Regions from separate parts of the Homo sapiens genome. Here region 2 is linked to region 1. A link is a contact called in ENCODE Hi-C or POLR2A ChIA-PET data. All regions are on one chromosome and are shown on one strand. Each heading gives the region's core, a stretch centred on a gene start or an enhancer-like site at or near the end of the contact. The rest is flanking DNA. Distances are from core to core; before and after follow the strand shown. Region 1 overlaps LOC105374140 (a long non-coding RNA gene). Region 2 overlaps LOC105374140 (a long non-coding RNA gene).

Evidence for each region. A loop is a pair of places that touch in the nucleus more often than their neighbours do. ChIA-PET counts read pairs that join two places held with the same protein, here RNA polymerase II (POLR2A). Pooled maps may share reads with other maps.
Region 2: a map of PC-9 shows a loop between it and region 1 (2.4-fold over the local background). The contact joins two enhancer-like sites. A Hi-C loop is called at or near these places in 1 of 168 maps with a recorded cell type or tissue (PC-9) and 1 of 50 pooled maps. POLR2A ChIA-PET finds 5 or more read pairs at or near these places in 1 of 52 experiments (activated CD4-positive, alpha-beta T cell).

What each region holds. Positions count from the first base shown.
Region 1 is chr3:144,322,517-144,326,223 of GRCh38, forward strand. All of the region lies in intron 3 of LOC105374140 (a long non-coding RNA gene), which reads left to right. Among named protein-coding and RNA genes, the nearest start is that of DIPK2A, 350 kb to the left of the region's middle. Within about 2 kb of position 1,760, at least 2 of the 41 ENCODE cell types and tissues checked have a DNase peak (open chromatin) inside an H3K27ac peak, as active enhancers do.
Region 2 is chr3:144,360,693-144,364,582 of GRCh38, forward strand. All of the region lies in intron 3 of LOC105374140 (a long non-coding RNA gene), which reads left to right. Among named protein-coding and RNA genes, the nearest start is that of DIPK2A, 390 kb to the left of the region's middle. Within about 2 kb of position 1,544, at least 2 of the 41 ENCODE cell types and tissues checked have a DNase peak (open chromatin) inside an H3K27ac peak, as active enhancers do.

The DNA.
Region 1 (3,707 bases), core at 510-3,009:
ATATTGTACCATAAATACCACATTCATTACTAGTAAGATTAAAATGATATATTAGTAGGATGAAAATGGCTGATGACAGATGGTCTAACCCTATATTGGCATGCACCAATGGGGAAAAAAAGGTATTTTATTTAGACAAAGAAATACAATAAAGGATGATAGGAAAAATAATTTATTAAAAGTTTAAATAATCTTAGTTGCAGTTCATCTTATATCTCAAAAAACTCCAATTTTTTGGGAAGCAGAGCAAGATGACAGAATAGAAGTCTTCACCAATTTTCTCCCCACACTCCCACAAGGACACCAATTTAATAACTATCTACATAGAAAAATAACATTTATTAGAACCAAAAGTCAGGTATGAGGACTCATAGCACTTGATTTTAATTCTGTATCTCTGAAGGAGGTGCTGAAGAGGTAGATAAAACAGTCTTGAATTGCTGACACCACCCCTACCACCCCCTGACAAGGGTGGCAGGTTGCAGAGAGCATCTCTGGGCTCTGGGGGAGGTAAAACACAGCAATTGTGAGGCATTGAACTCAGCGCTATCCTATTAGGGCAGAAAGGAAAACCAGACCTAACTCAGCTGATGCCTGCCCATGGAGAGAGCATTTAAACCAGCCCTAGCCAGAGGGGAATCACCAGTGCCAGCAGGCTGAACTTTAGTTTCTACAAACCTTGTCGCCATGGGCTATAGTGATCTGTGCTCCAAATAACTTTGAAAGCCAGCATAGGCCATAAGGACTGCAACTCATAGGCAAGTCCTAGGGCTGAACTGAGCCCAGAGACAGTGGACTGGGATAGAGCGTGTGATCTGCTGAGGCACTAGGTAGGGTGGCTAAGAGAGTGCTGGCATCACCCCTCCTCTAACCCCAGGCTGTACAGCATGCAGCTCCCAAAGAGATCCCTTCTTTTCACTTGAGGAGAGGAGAAGAAAGACAGGGGAGAACTTTGTCTTACATCGTGGATACCAACATAGCTACAGCAGGATAGGGCACCAGTCGAGTCATGAGGCCCCTGTCCCAGGCCATAGCTTCTGGATGACATTTCTAGATACACTGTAGGCCAGAAAGGAACCCACTGCCTCAAAGGAAAGGACCCAGTCCTGGCAGCATTTATCATCTGTTAACTGAAGAGCCCTTGGACCCTGAATAACAAGTAGTGATACCCAGGTGCTACTTCAAGGGCCTTGAGCGAGCCTCTGAGAATTGCTGGATTTAGGAACCACCATGGCTACAGAGAAGTGTAGCTCCAAATGGGCTCTTAGTGTCCCCAAATCCAGGACTAGACTCTTAGATGGCATCTCTGGACCTGCCCTGGGCCAGAAGAGAGCCCACTCCCTGAAGGGTGAGTCCCAAGTCAGGAAACATTCACCACAAGCTGACTTAAGAGCCCTTGGGCCTTAAGGGAAAGTTGGTGGTAGTCTGGCAGCACTCTTCATAACCTGTAGTGGTGGAGGCTATGGGGTGAGTCTCCTCTACCTTTGGAGAGGGGAGGGAAGACTGGAAAGGACTGTGCTTTGTGGTATGCATGCCAGCTCAGTCACAGTAAAATAAAACACCAGGCAGATTTCTAAGGCTTTGGACCATAGTCCCTAACTCCCAGATGGCACCTCTGGACCCACCGGGGAGCTGGGGGCCCTCACCACCCTAAAGGGAAAGACACAGACCTGACTGGCTTTGCTACCTGCTCATTTTACATCCCCAGGGCCTTGAGCAAACAAAGGGAGTAGCCAGGGAGTGGTTATAGCAGGCATTGGGCAACACCCAGTATTGTGTCAGCTTCAGGTCTGACCCTGCACAGTCATAGTGGTGGTGGCAAAAGGGGTGATTCTGTCACTCCACCCACCCCTAGTTTAGGTCACAACACAGAGACACTTTGCTTGTTTGAGAGAAAGTAAGGGAAGAGAACGAGTCTCTGCCTGGTAATCTACACAATTTTCTCAGATTTTGTCCAAGATCATCAAGGCGTACCTCTATGAGTCTGCAAGAACCATGGCATTACTGGGCTAAGTGTGCCTCCTAAAGCAGATACAGCTTAGATCACAACCCTCAAATTCTTTTAAATATCTGGGAAGTCTTCCCAAGAAGAATTGGTACAAACAAGCTCAAACAGTGAAGACTGCAATTAATGCCTAACTCTTCTGTGCCCAGACACCAAAGAACATCTACTAGCATCAACACCATCCAGGAAAATGTGACTTCACCAAATGAACTGAATAAGTCATGAGGGACCGATCCTGGAGGAAAAAAACAAAAAATATGTGACTTTTCAGATGGAGAATTCAAAATAGCTGTGTTGAGGAAGCTCAAAGAAATTCAAGATAACAAAGAGAAGGATTTCAGAATTCTATCAGATAAATTTAATGAAGAGATTGAAATAATTAAAAAGAATCAATCAGAAATTCAGGGGCTGAAAAATGCAATTCACATACTGACGAATGCATCAGAGTCTTTTAACAGCAGAATTGATCAAGCAGAAGAAATAATTGGTGAGTTTGAAGCCAGGCTATTTGAAAATACACAGTCAGAGGAGAAAAAGGGAAAAAATTATTAAAAAAACAATGAAGCACACATACAGGATCTAGAAAATAGCCTCGAAAGGGCAAATCTAACAGTTATTGTCCTTAAAGAGGAGGTAGAGAAAGCAATAGGGGTGGAAAGTTTATTCAGAGGGATAAAAATAGAAAACCTCCCCAACTTAGAGAAAGATATCTATATATTCAAGTACAAGAAGATTGTAGAACACAAAGCAGATTTAACCCAAAGAAGACTACCTCAAGGCATTTAATAGTGAAACTCCCAAAGGTCAAAGATAAAGAAAGGATCCTAAAGCAGCAAGAGAAAAGAAACAAATAACATACAATGGAGCAGCTGACTTCTCTGTGGAAACCTTACGGGCCATGAGACAGTGGCATGACATATTTAAAGTGCTGAAGGAAAGAAACTTTTACCCTAGAATAGTATATTTGTTGAAAATATTCTTCAAACGTGAAGGAGAAATAAAGACTTTCCCAGACAAACAAAAGCTGAGGTATTTAATCAACACCAGACCTGTCTTACAAGTAATGCTAAAGGGAGTACTTCAGTCAGAAAGAAAAGGACTTTAATGAGAAGTGATCACCTGAAGGTATAAAACTCACTGGTAACAGTACACAGAAAAACCCAGAAAATTGTAACACTGTAATTGTGATGTGTAAACTACTTTTATTCCAAATGAAAAGACTAGCCAATGAACCAATATAAAATAATAACAATTGTCAAGACATTGACAGTACAATGAGATTTAAATAGAAACAACACAAAGTTAAAAAGTGGGGGAATAAAGTTAAGGCATAGAGTTTTTATTGATTTTCTTTTTCTTATTTATTTGATTGTTTATGTAAACTGTTACGTAGTTATCAAGTTGAAGTAATGGGTTATAAGATAGTATTTTCAAGCCTCATGGTAGCCTCAAGAAACATGCAACTAATACACAAAAAATAAAAAGCAAGAAACTAAATCATATCACCAGAGAAAATTACCTTCACTAAAGGAAGACATGAAGGAAAGAAAGAAGGAAAAGACCACAATCAGCAAGCAAATAACAAGGCTGGGCGTGGTGGCTCAGGCCTGTAATCCCAGCACTTTGGGAGGCTGAGGCAGGTGGATCACAAGGTCAGGAGATCGAAAACATCCTGGCTAACATGGTGAAACCCCGTCTCTAC
Region 2 (3,890 bases), core at 294-2,793, 38 kb after region 1:
AGGAGGCAAAGTCTACTCACCTTTTCTAGTTTGTTTACATAAATAAGTATAAGCTTGTTATCTATAGCCATAGCATATTTGAATATCTTATGCATTGATAGAAAATTAAACATTTTCTTCAGTGCCTGTTGTTTGATTCTAGACCAGATAATAATTTATTCTCCAACTTACAATAGCTGATATCAATTCAAGAAATAACTCATTACTAGATATTACCATTGCCATTCACATGTAAGCTTGTTAATTAGTGGGTTACATGAATAACACATGAGTGTAAACTATAACAAGGAAAATTTGAAATATTCCTTCTCAATTTCTCCTTATTCCCTTAAAAATGAGGTGGGATGTCCTGAGAGAGACTCACAATTTTTTTACAGTGGGCCCCTTCCTCATAGTAGGTCTAGTCAACTGTGGCTGCTACTATCCCTAGAAAGTGTTTGAGAATATGCAGAGGTATTTGGTCACATTGCCTAGGGGATACTATCAATATTTGGTGAATGGGTAACAGGAATACTAATCATCCTGGAATGCATTGGGCTATTAAGAATTGTCCCACCCAAATACCAATAGTGCCTCTGTTGAGATATAGGACAAGAGTGATGTTGACCTCTTCTTTGAATTCCCCACTGTGCTTAGCATACTATCTTACACTATCGTTATTGGCTATTATAGTTTGTGTGATATTTTAAAAATAATAAATGCATAAATAAATGAACTATACAAAACATTTGGTAATATGCTGTGATACATCCAGGGATTTGTATCTCTGGCCCAGTAGGAATATAAAGTTTTTCTTTTGGTTGGCAATTCAATAATTTATATTCACAGCCAAACCTTCCACCCACTCCATGCCCTATTTAGAGTGAATTGTTTCTCTTCATTTTAAAGACGGCCTAGATCCTTTTTATATAAGCATGGTACTTGCATCATAAATTAATGCTGGCGTTGCTCAATGTAGCCAAGAATGCAATAGAATTACTAGAGTCTCTTTTTTCTTATGGAATTGCTATGCAGTCAGTTATACGACCTGATATTCCATTAGCCAAATTCTCAGTGTCTAAATTCATTATGTAGAATAAAAAGAAAGTTTAATCCTCTCTGTTAATCTTGTCCACATTTTATCTTATACTAAAACGGTAAAGTACTCTTGCATTTTTTTCAGATTCATGTTTCCCTTATGCAAAGTTTAACAAAATAATGTATATGGGACAATAAAACAGACTTTAAAAATGACTTAACACAAATTTATCTGTTTTCAGTCAACAACAAAATATTAAATGTCTACAAAAAAATATGTGTCTACCACATACTGGAAGTGTACATTCTAGTAAGAGAGTTTCTACCCACAAGACCTTAGAATTTAAATGGGAAAATGGGAAGTTAAGTGTTATGAAGTTATACATATTCTGTGACAAGAGTAGACTCCAGTTCATATGTGAGGTGTAAGGAAGGGAGTAGCCAGTTCTACCAGCAAGTGTGTGGATGTAGTAGGAGGGGAGGAGGCCATGTTGGGAAATACCATAATGAGATGGTGACACTTGAGCTGGAGCTTGAAACATGAGTGGATGTTAAATAGGCAGGCAAATAAAAAAATAGAAAGGAGTAATAGCTAAGCTAAACACAGAGGCAAGAAGGAGTGAGTCACTTTCATTCATCTGGAGCTCATTTATCAGATTTAGAGATCAGGAGATATGGCTGGAGAGACGGGTTGACAACGTCTTTTACACCATGCCATGTAGTTTGAAATATATACTGTAGGCTACACAGTGGTTCTTAAAGTGTGGTCTCAGTTTAGCGGCATTAACACCTGGGAACCACCTGGGAACCATCTGGGAACATCTTAGAAATACCCATGCTCAGGCCCACCCCCACCTACTGATTCAGACATTCTAAGAAAGGGGGCCCAATAATCGGTGATTCAACCAGGCTTTGAGGTGGTTTAATGCATACTAAGGTTTAAGAACTGCTAGGCTAAGAGAAGCCACAAAATGACATTAAGCTAATATGTTGTTTGTCTTTTAAAATATTATATTAGTAAAGTTTGATTAGAAGGAAAAAAGATGAGAGGGAGGGAGACCATTCAGGGACACATGATCAAGAGACCATGGAGACATGCCCAAGTGCAATACTAGTAAGAAGAGAGAGAGGAGGAGAAGTCACAAAGGACACATTAGGAGGTGGAATCTATGGGATTTGATTTTTTTTAAAGAGGAGATCCTAATAGTACTTTTGATTTCTTGGTAGTAGAAAGTGATACCATTCTTAAAGTGGAAAGTGTGGAAGGAGGTGAACTTAATTTTGGACATGTTGAGCTTAAATTTCCTGCGGTAAAGTTGGAATGCAAATAGATTGAATAGACAGTTGGGCATACAAGCATGGAGCATTAGAAAGAGGTCTGACTGAAAATAGAGATGAGGAAGTCTTTAGCTATTATAGGAAACTGATAACATATATGAAGGGACAGTATATTAGTTAAAAAGAGAGGATAAGCCAGTGTAATGCCTCAGGATCATTTATGGGCTAGACAGGAAGCATCTTTACATGCAACAGAGAATAAGTGATCCATTGTTTTGTGAGGCAAAAGGAGAACCAGAAGGGTGTGTGGTCAAGAAGACCAAAGGAGGAAGGTACTGGTCATCAGTGCTAAGTGAACTGTCATCTTTGGGAAGATGAAAGCCCAGAAGAATCTTTTGGTTTTGATATTAGGGAATCATTGTCAGCCTTAGTAAGAACAGTTTCTGGAATATAGGGAGGATAGTTTTTCTTGAATCCTTGGCCAGCAGTGATAGCAGACCCACCCCGCCCAGACCTTTTAGAAGAGGGTGCCAGTTTTTCTCTGCTTTTGCTTGACTTCAGCTTTCATGTGAAGTTGCCAGCTGAACAAAATAAAGTAGAGACAACTTATATTGTTAAAGAGAGAGGATATATTTCCTTTTATTTTTATTTTATTTATTTATTTATTTTTAAGACGGAGTTTCACTCTTGTTGCCCAGGCTGGAGTGCAATGGCAGGACCTCAGCTCACTGCAACTCTGCCTCCCGGGTTCAAGCAATTCTTCTGCCTCAGCCTCCCGAGTTGCTGGGATTACAGGTGTCCGCCCCCACACCCTGCTAATTTCCAGCTAATTTTTTGTATTTTTAGTAGAGACGGGGTTTCACCATGTTGGCCAGGCTGGTCTCGAACTCCTGACTTGAGGTTATCCACCCGCCTCGGCCTCCCAAAGTGCTGGGAATACAGGTGTGAGCCACCGTGCCCAACCTATGTTTCCTTTCAGAAAAGAGGAGGTGGAATGTAGCTACTAGGAAGAGGGATGAAGGGATGAGTAAGGCCGGCATCTTCAGCTGGCAGAGCTAAAAATACCACAGAGTTAACATAATACATGAAAACACCACAGTCCTTGAGTCACAATGAGGAAAGGTGTGAGGACCTGACAGCTGGGCCTAAAGTTGATAACAGGAAAAAGCAACACTTGGGTGCATCAGTGGCAGGTGCTCTGAAGTAAAACAAGAATAAGCATTTTCTATTTTTTAAAAATTTTATTCTAATGAACAAGGGTGAGACTTTGTGATTGCTTCCCTAACATGAGTTCAGAACTGTGGGATGAAGATTATATAGGTTCCCTATTCTTAGATGATGACTTGGTCTGTCACTCTGCAGGATGTTTAGGGTTAACTGTGGATTAAATCAGAATTTCACTGTAGTTCAAATCTGAAAACGCTGGTGACTGGAATACCTAAGTTTGTGGTGATCCTGCTCCTGGCCCATGGTGGCAGTGGTCATGAACTGGAGAAAATGGAGTCTCTCTCTCTCTTTTTTTTTTTCCTGACATCAACCAAGAAAATTTACTGAACTTTAATTTTTGAGGTAAAGATTCTAAAATACCCTCTACA